Linked DNA regions of Homo sapiens: region 1 is linked to region 2. The links are chromatin loops, found by intact Hi-C in ENCODE. Cell type or tissue: PC-9. All regions are shown on one strand. Each heading gives the region's core, and the rest is flanking DNA. Links, peaks and the distances in the headings are about the cores only. Region 1 overlaps POR (cytochrome p450 oxidoreductase). Region 2 has its middle 15 kb from the start of RHBDD2.

Region 1 (4,384 bases), core at 186-4,185, 64 kb before region 2:
AGATCTAGGCTTGAGGCCTGGTTGTATCAGCTAGGTGACCTTTCTGAGCCTCAGTTTTCTCCTATTTTTTATAGAGACAGGGCCTTGCTACGTTGCCCAGGCTGGTCTCCAACTCCTGGGCTTAAGCAATCCTCCTGCCTTGGCCTCCCAAAGAGCTGGGATCACAAGTGTGAACCACTACACCCAACTTCCTGCTCTGTAAAATAACATCTACAGGCTGAATGTCCCTAATCTAAAATCTGAAATCTGAAACTTTTTGAGCGTCAACATGATCCTCAAAGGGAAGAATCATTGGAGCATTTCAGATTTTCAGATAAGAAATGCTCATCTGGTGAGTATAATGCAAACATTCCAAAGTCCAAGATCTGAAACACTTCTGGCAAGCACTTCAGATAAGGAATACTCTCCTTGTCGGTAAATTAACAAATTAACACCACTCTTTTTTGTTTATTGTAGAGATGGCGGGGGGGTGGGGGTCTCCCTATGTTGCTCAGGCTGGTCTTGAACTCCTGGCTCAAGCAATCTTTGTGCCTCAGCCTCCCTAAGCACTGGGATTACAGGCGTGAGCCACCATGCCAGGCCTATTAACACTATCTTAGGAGACTAACACTATCGTAGGAGGCCTATTAACACTAAATTAGGAGCAGCATGGCAAAGTAGAGAAAACATGGCTTGTGGAGCTTGCAGACTTCATTCAAAAGCCAACTCTGCTGCTATTTAGAAGTTAGGTGGCCTTGGGCAAACTCTGCAATCCCTGGCACCTCGGTTTCTTCATCCGCAAAATGGGCTGCTCATGTCTTCGTGGAAGGGCTCTTGTAAGACTGGAGATGGTATTAATAAAAAGGATAAAAATAATAACACACTCCAGGCATGGTGGCTCACGCCTGTAATCCCAGCACTTTGGGAGGCCGAGGCAGGCAGACTGCTTGAGCCCAGGAGTTTCAGACCAGCCTGGGCAACATTGTTAGATGTCCATTTGTACAAAAAATATAAAAATTAGCCAAGGGTGGTGGTGCACGCCTGTAGTCCCAGCTACTTGGGAGGCCAAAGTGGGAGGATCTCTTGAGCCTGGGAGGCGGAGGTTGCAGTGAGCCGAGATCGTGCCAGCGTATTCCAGCCTGAACGACAGAGTGAGACCCTGCCTCAAAATAAATAAATAAATAGTAACAATCCATAACACCTGAGAGCCTACTATGCACCAGGAACTGAGCAAAGAGCTCTATGATGGATTAACTCAGTTTTCACAGCCTTATGAGGTAAGTACTACTACTACCTCCAGCTTACAGTTGGGGACACAGACTTGGAAAGATCAAGTCACCTGGCTGATGTCAGATGGCTAATGTGGGAGAGTCAGTACTCAACCTTGAGCACCCAACTTCAGGGTCCAGAATGTAGCCATGGTACTAGAAATATTTGTCTTGTACAGCGTACAGGTAAAAGCCCTGGCTGCAGCAGGCATCCAGTGTGATTTAATGAGGGAAGAGACAAGACTCTGGAAACTGCATATCTCCACACACATAAGGTTAGAAGATCATGATTAGGTGGAGGGAACAGAATTTCAGCATCCTGGCAAAGAGGAACAGTGAGAATCAACAAAAAAATACAAGTGCTTTGGGACCCTACAGCTCCCACAGTCTACAGGTTTTATGTCAACTTCCTCTTGTAAGGCCAGGGAGGTGACAGCGAGAACAGATGAGCTATGAGAGGAATGCTGCCTCCCTTGGTGGCAAGCTCCGCAGGCTCCCAGGGCCAACCCACGTCCTCACTCACGGCGGTGGGGCGGAACTTCCATTTTACAGATGAGGGAACAAGGGCCAGTTCAGGAGCTGGGTCCTGGACCCTGGTCTCTTTATCTTGAGTACTACTACGCTTTTTTATCAAAAGTACTATTCCACACCAGCAATGCCCCGTGTACCAGCCCTGGACAGGATGGGCTGGATTCCAGCTGATCTGCCCTTCCTATATCGGGCCCTCTGCTCTAAAGTCCTTTCAGCTTCAGGGTGTGGCTCTACCTTTAAGAACCTGCCCAACACCCCTCCTGCAGGACTTGGTCTGATCCCCACACCAATTCCTTCTCTCTTAGAGCTGGCGGAGCCTGTCTCTCCAGCCTGTGCCCTGGGCACATCCCATAACCTCTCTGAGAGCAGAAATGAGGCAACCCACGCTACCTAACGCACGGCGCTGTTGCAAGGAGGCCCTGATTAGACAATGTAGGTTAAAGCAGTTCACAAAGCATTTCTAAAAAGTACGCTGTGGCCGGGTGTGGTGGCTCACGCCTATAATCCCAGCACTATGGGAGGCAGAGGCAGGCAGCTCACCTGAGGTCGGGAGTTTGAGACCAGCCTGGCCAACATGGTGAAACCCCGTCTCTACTAAAAATACAAAAATTAGCCAGGCGTGGTAGCATGTGCCTGTAGTCCCAGGCACTCGGGAGACTGAGGCACGAGAATCGCCTGAACCCGGGAGGCGGAGGTTGCAGTGAGCCGAGATTGCACCACTGCACTCCAGCCTGAGTGACAAGAGCAAAAGTCTGTCTCAAAAAAAAAAAAACTATGTTGCAACACCCTCATTTTCCAGCTTAACATAAATGCTGGCTCTGTGGTCCTGATCGTGCCCGTCATAGTGCCTGGCACGAAATACGATCAACGCAAACACTACACAGCTCCTATCCCTCAGGGGCAGTGCTAGGTGAGTTTATAGACTCTTCCTCATTTAAGACAAAAGCCCCACAAGATTGGGAATACTGCCTCCATTTAGCAGGTGAGGAAACTGAGGCAGAATGAGGTTAAGGTCTCGCCCAGGGTTCACTCACCACTAGAGCGTAAGCTTGATGAAGACAGCATTCATCTATTTTCTTCACTGCTGCAGCCACACACCTTAGCATAGTGTCTGGGACACTGTAGGTAGGGCCTCAGGAAATGTTTGCTCAGTGAGTCAATGATGGAGATAAGATTGAACCCAGTTTTGTTTTGTTTTGTTTTGTTTTTGAGACGGACTCTGTCTCCCAGGCTGGAATGCAGTGGCGCATTCTTGGCTCACTGCAACCTCTGCCTCCTGGGTTCAAGCGATTCTTCTGCCTCAGCTTCCCTAGTAGCTGAAATTACAGGCATGCACCACCACGCCCAGCTAGTTTTTGTATTTTCGGTAGAGACGGGGTTTCGCCATGTTGGCCAGGCTGGTCTCGAACTCCTGACCTCAAGTGATTTCTCCCGCCTCGGCCTCCCAAAGTGGTGGAATTACAGACGTGAGCCGCTGTGCCTGGCCCTGAACCCAGTTTTTAAAAATGTAAAACTAATTCCCTGTCCATGGTATAAGAACTGTGTTGTGTGAATATCTGCTTTACGGTGTGAAGGCTGTAAGTGTTCTGGCGGGGAAGGCTGATACCCAGATTGGAATAGGGAATCGGGATTTGATGTGAGCGGCATGCTTCACCATGCCCAGCCTTGGAGAATGACTTTTCTGTGTGGCTTGTTCCTGCCAAGACAGCCACAGCCTTGGACTGGAACTGACATGACAGATGGCCCCCACTGGTGTCAGCACCAGCCCAGGGTGGCCCTGGGGTGCAAGCTAAGGCTGCAGCTGGGACTGGGTCCCCTGAAGACAGACAGAATGAAAGGGGTTCTGGTCTGAGAATGGCTCCCAATCCTGCCCCTGAGACCTGCCCCTTGCCAAATCCAGGGAGTCCCTGAAGGCAGCAGGCCCGTGCCCCTGGAGTTCCCTCGGCTCAGACCTGACCTGGCAGGTCCCCACTCAAACCTGGCTGCGGGCCCCTGGAGTCTGAGACTGGTGTTAAACACAGCCAAGCGTAACCGCAGGAAGTAATTCTGGCCGCAGGACCCTAAAATCTGGAGAATGACTTTTCCGTGTGGCTTATGGAAATCAATCTTGGAGAGACAGGGATGCAGTCACTTAGGCAGACCTTCGGTATCATTTTTTTCTGTCTACATACCATCTATACTATTATTTCCTTAACGTTTTTCTTTTAACTAATCCATCTTTTTCACTTATTCTTAAAAGGAAGCTTCATGAAAAGTTTAAAAGAGCAACAAAATAAGGCCTGTCCAAAGATTTTGTGCTCATTAGCACATAGCCTTCCAGGTGGCTACAGCCTTAAAAAGACTTTAAAATGCCAATTCTAGGCTGGGTACAGTGGCTCACGCCTGTAATCCCGACACTCTGGGAGACCAAGGTGTGCGGATTGCTTGAGTCCAGGTGTTCGAGACCAGCCCGGGACATGGCAAATCCCTGTCTCTATAAAAAAATACAAAAATTGACTGGGCGCAACGGCTCACACCTGTAATCCCAGCACTTTGGGAGGCCGAGGTGGGCGGATCACTTGAGGTCAGGAGTTTGAGACCAGCCTGGCCAACATGGTGAGACCCTG
Region 2 (4,384 bases), core at 320-4,319:
AGGTGGGTGGATCACCTGAGGTCAGGAGTTTGAGATCAGCATGGCAAACATTGTGAAACCCCATCTCTACTAAAAACGCAAAAAAAAAAAAAAAAATTAGCCGGGCGTGGTGGTGTGCACCTGTAATTCCAGCTAGTTAGGAGGCTGAGGCAGGAGAATCACTTGAACCCAGAGGTGGAGGTTGAGTAAGTTGATACCATGTCACTGCACTCCAGCCTGGGCGACAGAGCAAGACTACTCAAAAAAAAAAAAAAAAAAAAATTTTTTTTTGGCTGGGCGCGGTGGCTCATGCCTGTAACGCCAACACTTTGGGAGGCCTAGGCGGGAGGATTGCTTGAGCCCAGGAGTTCAAGACCAGCCTGGGTCATATAGAAAGACCCAACCTCTACAAAAATTAGCCAGGTGTGGTGGTGTGCACCTGAAGTTTCAGCAACTTGGGGGGCTCAGGTGAGGTGAGAGGATCGCTTGAGCCTGGGAATTCTGGGCTGTGGGGAGCCATGTTTGTGCCACTGTCATTCCAGCCTGGGTGACAAAGGGAGACCTCCATCTCACATAATTTTTTTTTTTTTTGTAGAGTTGGGGGTCTCACAATGTCGTGCAGGCTGTTCTCAAACTCCTGGTCTCAAGAGATTTTCCCACCTCCACCTCACAAACTGCGGGGATTACAGGCATCGGCCACCGTGCCCAGCCTGTAACAAATTGTTAAACAGACAACTATAATTTCATGACAAGGCTGGGCATGGTGGCTCACTTCTGTAATCCCAGCACTTTGGGAGGCTGAGGTGGGCAGATCGCTTGAGGTCAGGAGTTCAAGACCAACCTGGCCAACATGGTGAAACCCCATCTATACTAAAAATACAAAAATTAGGCCAGGCGCAGTGGCTCACGCTTGTAATCCCAGCACTTTGGGAAGCTGAGGCGGGCAGATCACGAGATCAGGAGTTCAAGACCAGCCTGGTCAATATGGTGAAACTCTGCCTCTACTAAAAATACAAAAATTAGCCGGGCGTGGTGGCGCACGCCTGTAATCCCCGCTACTTTGGAGGCTTGAACTCAGGAGGCAGAGGTTGCAGTGAGCTGAGATCATGCCATTGCACTCCAGCCTGGGCGACAGAGCGAGCCTCCGTCACAAAAAAACAAAAAACAAAAACAAACAAAAAAACAAACAAAATTTAGCCGGCCATGGTGGCAGGTGCCTGTAGTCCCAGCTGCTCAGGATGCTGAGGCAGGAGAGTCGCTTGAACCCAGGAGGTGGAGGTTGCAGTGAGCCGAGATCGTACCACTGCACTCCAGCCTGGGCAACAGAGCGAGACTCTGTCTCGAAATAATAATAATAATAATAATAATAATAATAATAATAATAATAATTTCATGAGAAACCATAAGGCCGAGTTCACATTCCTAGTCCTCAGAGTTCCACGCTTGGGGATGTGGTGTCACTTGTCCCCACTCCCCGGCCCCATGGGCCACTGGCTGCCTTTCTCTTCCCACCGCTGCTCAGTCTGCACCATTTGGGGCCTCCTGCACCCTCCCCCCTTAGATGTCCTGGCCCACACACTCACACTTGGGACACACCCTCTGCCAACAGCAGCCCCTGGGCCTGGGATGGGCACACTGCTGGGGGATTTGTCCTCAGGAGGATGGACTCGGGTTGAGGTCCACAACACCCCTAGAGCCAGGCAGGGGGCCCTAAGAGCAGAGAATTCCAGGATCCCAGGGCGTGCTCCAGAAGCCAGGAGCATGGGTTTCAGGCTAGCATGGCCCTGAGAAGCACAGGAACCAGGCAGGGGCCCCTTTGCTCAGGCCCAAAGACCATAGTGTGCAAAGGCATGCATGCGTATGCACACACATACACACACTCACATACACTTCCCATGTCAAGGTTTGTCTGCAGAGGGAGCTTCACCCACCCATCTTCCTAGCTCATCTTTCCAGCTCTCCCTGTCCTGTCCTGGACCTCTGGGCCTTTCCCCAGGACCTTCTCCCCTACCTTTTGTGTTTGAGAGAGTCTCGCTCTGTCACCCAGGCTGGAGTACAGTGTCACGATCTTGGCTCACTGCAACCTCTGCTTCCCAGGTTCAAGTGATTCTCCCACCTCAGCCTCCCAAGTAGCTGGGACTGTAGGCGCCTGCCACTACACCTGGCTAATTTCTTTTGTATTGTTTGGTAAAGACGGGGTTTCGCCATCTTGGCCAGGTGCAGGTCTCCAACTCCTGATCTCAAGTGACCCACCGAACTGGGCCTCCCAAAGTGCTGGGATAACAGGCGTGAGCCACCACACCTGGCCTAAATTAGCCAGGCATGGTGGCGCATGACTGTAATCCCAGCTACTCGGGTGGCTGAGGCACGAGGATTGCTTGAACCTGGGAGGCGGAGGTTGCAGTGAGAAAGCAAACCTCCTTCTCTTTGCTGGCTTCCTCGAGAGGGCAGAGAGGGGAAGAGTGTGGGGCACTCAGGTCGTGGGACATCTGGGCTCCCTCCTTTCAGTGGGGAGTCTGGCTCTGTCCTCCCCAACCTCTACCGGTAGGTAACCTTTCTGTGCACCTGGAGCCCTGTGAGTGAACAAAATATGGACCACACCTGGGAGCAACAAAGGACTCACAGGAGCCTCAAGGGTTTTAAATTGCCTTTCCTGCCAACCGCAGGAATGCGCCCTGGCCAGGCATAGAGAGGAGGAGTGGGCCTGTCACATGGCACTGAGAAAGTGCAGCTCACCTTTCCGCCGAGATGCCAGCCACGTGAAAGAGCCAGTCCCCCGGGGTGAGGCCTGGGGCTCAGGCACTGGGCTCAGACTCCCTGGCCCCAGTTCTGTGCACAGTAAAATGATCAGAGAAACCTTATCGTGGTCACTACCACCCACAGCGTCAAGTTGAAACCCTCAGGCTGGCCTTCCAAGCCCTTCCCACCCCGGCCTGGGTGGCCTCTCCACGTCCTCTGAGCCAGCCCTGTGTAATCTCCCACACTCCACTTTCTTGTCCTAACAGGCGGGACACAGCTGTTTTTGGTGCACACCGCCCTCTTCCCCTGGAACGTCTTTTTCTTTTCTTTTTCTTTCTTTTTTTTCTGAGACAGTATTTCTCTGTCACCCAGGCTGGACTGCAGTTGCACAATCTCGGCTCACTGTAACCTCTCGTGTTCAAGCAATTATCCTGCCTCAGCCTCCTGAGTAGCTGGGATTACAGGTGTGCACCAGCACACCCAGCTAATTTTTGTATTTTGAGCAGAGATGGGGTTTCGCCATGTTGGCCAGGCTGGTCTGGAACGCCTGACCTCGTGATCCAGCAGCCCTGGCCTCCCAAAGTGCTGGGGTTACAGTCGTGAGCCACCACGCCCAGCCTGGAACATCTTTTTCTACGTTCCATAGGTCTGGCCAGCCCTTGAGGCCAGCAGAGACCTTGCCTGGGTCCTACAGGACTGGCTGCTTCTCCCAGAACTGGTACCTCCTGGCATTACCGTGGGTTTCTGTCTCCCTTAGAGACTGTGCTGGGACCAGGTCTTAGTCACCTCTGTGTCCCCAGCCCCTGGGATAAGGCCAGAATGTAGTACATGCTCAGTAATTATTTGATGAGAGAATGAATGAGTGAGCGAATGAATGAATGCGTGAAAGGGTGAGGGAGGGGGTGACCAGGACTCAGGCTCCTGGGATCTGTGGCCTTTGGCTGTGAGTTCCCCATTAGGCCAGGCAGACAGGTCATCAGGACGCAGAGCACCAAGCAATAAGCATGGGTGGGGCCTCCCAAGCCCACGCTGTCCTTGTGCAGATGTCCAGGGCAACAAACATTTATTGAGCACCTGCTGTTTGCATCACCCGTGCCATGCTCCTGCAGCCACTTTGTCATGTTGGGTGGGCGTGCTTGGCCCATTCCCTCCTGGCTCTCTGTTCTCCCTGTCCACCTGGAAGCTCTTCACCTGCTTCTCTTCTTGGATTCCTTCAGGTCTCAGCAGAAATGTCACCTTCCCAGGGAGGCCATCCTTGACCACTGGATTTACAGTTGCTGCTCTTTTTTTTTTTTTCTGTGACAGAGTCTCACTCTGTTGCCCAGGCTGGAGTGCAGTGGTGCGATCTCAGCTCACTGCAACCTCCACCTCCTGGATTCGAGTGATTCTCCCGCCTCAGCCTCGCGGGTAGCTGGGACTAGAGGCGCCCGCCACCACGCCCGGCTAATTTTTTTTTTTTTTTTTTTTAGTAGAGATGGTTTTTCACTATGTTGACCAGACTGGTCTTGAACTCCTGACCTCAAGTGATCTGCCCGCCTCAGCCTCCCAAAGTGTGGGATTACAGGCGTGAGCCACTGTGCCCGGCATGTTCTTTAAATGAAAGAATGATTCAGTAAACAGATGGGCGTGTGAAGGAATGACATAGCTCAACCCACGGCTCCCACAG

Evidence for each region. A loop is a pair of places that touch in the nucleus more often than their neighbours do. Peaks named below come from ENCODE experiments on the same cell type or tissue, not always from the same donor. Only the 100,000 strongest peaks of a DNase experiment are listed, where the experiment ranks them.
Region 1: it touches region 2 in a loop (2.2-fold over the local background); 3 of 110 quality-filtered maps call a loop at or near these places.

What each region holds. Positions count from the first base shown.
Region 1 is chr7:75,954,896-75,959,279 of GRCh38, reverse strand. All of the region lies in intron 2 of POR (cytochrome p450 oxidoreductase), which reads right to left. Among named protein-coding and RNA genes, the nearest start is that of SNORA14A, 13 kb to the right of the region's middle. RefSeq lists a silencer at 155-449. In PC-9, for the core only: no CTCF peak of the experiment used is centred there; DNase peaks (open chromatin) are centred at 269, 1,729, 2,099 and 2,929; H3K4me3 peaks cover 1,692 bases; H3K27ac peaks cover 3,674 bases.
Region 2 is chr7:75,891,417-75,895,800 of GRCh38, reverse strand. No RefSeq gene overlaps it. Among named protein-coding and RNA genes, the nearest start is that of RHBDD2, 15 kb to the right of the region's middle. In PC-9, for the core only: no CTCF peak of the experiment used is centred there; a DNase peak (open chromatin) is centred at 2,640; H3K27ac peaks cover 2,646 bases.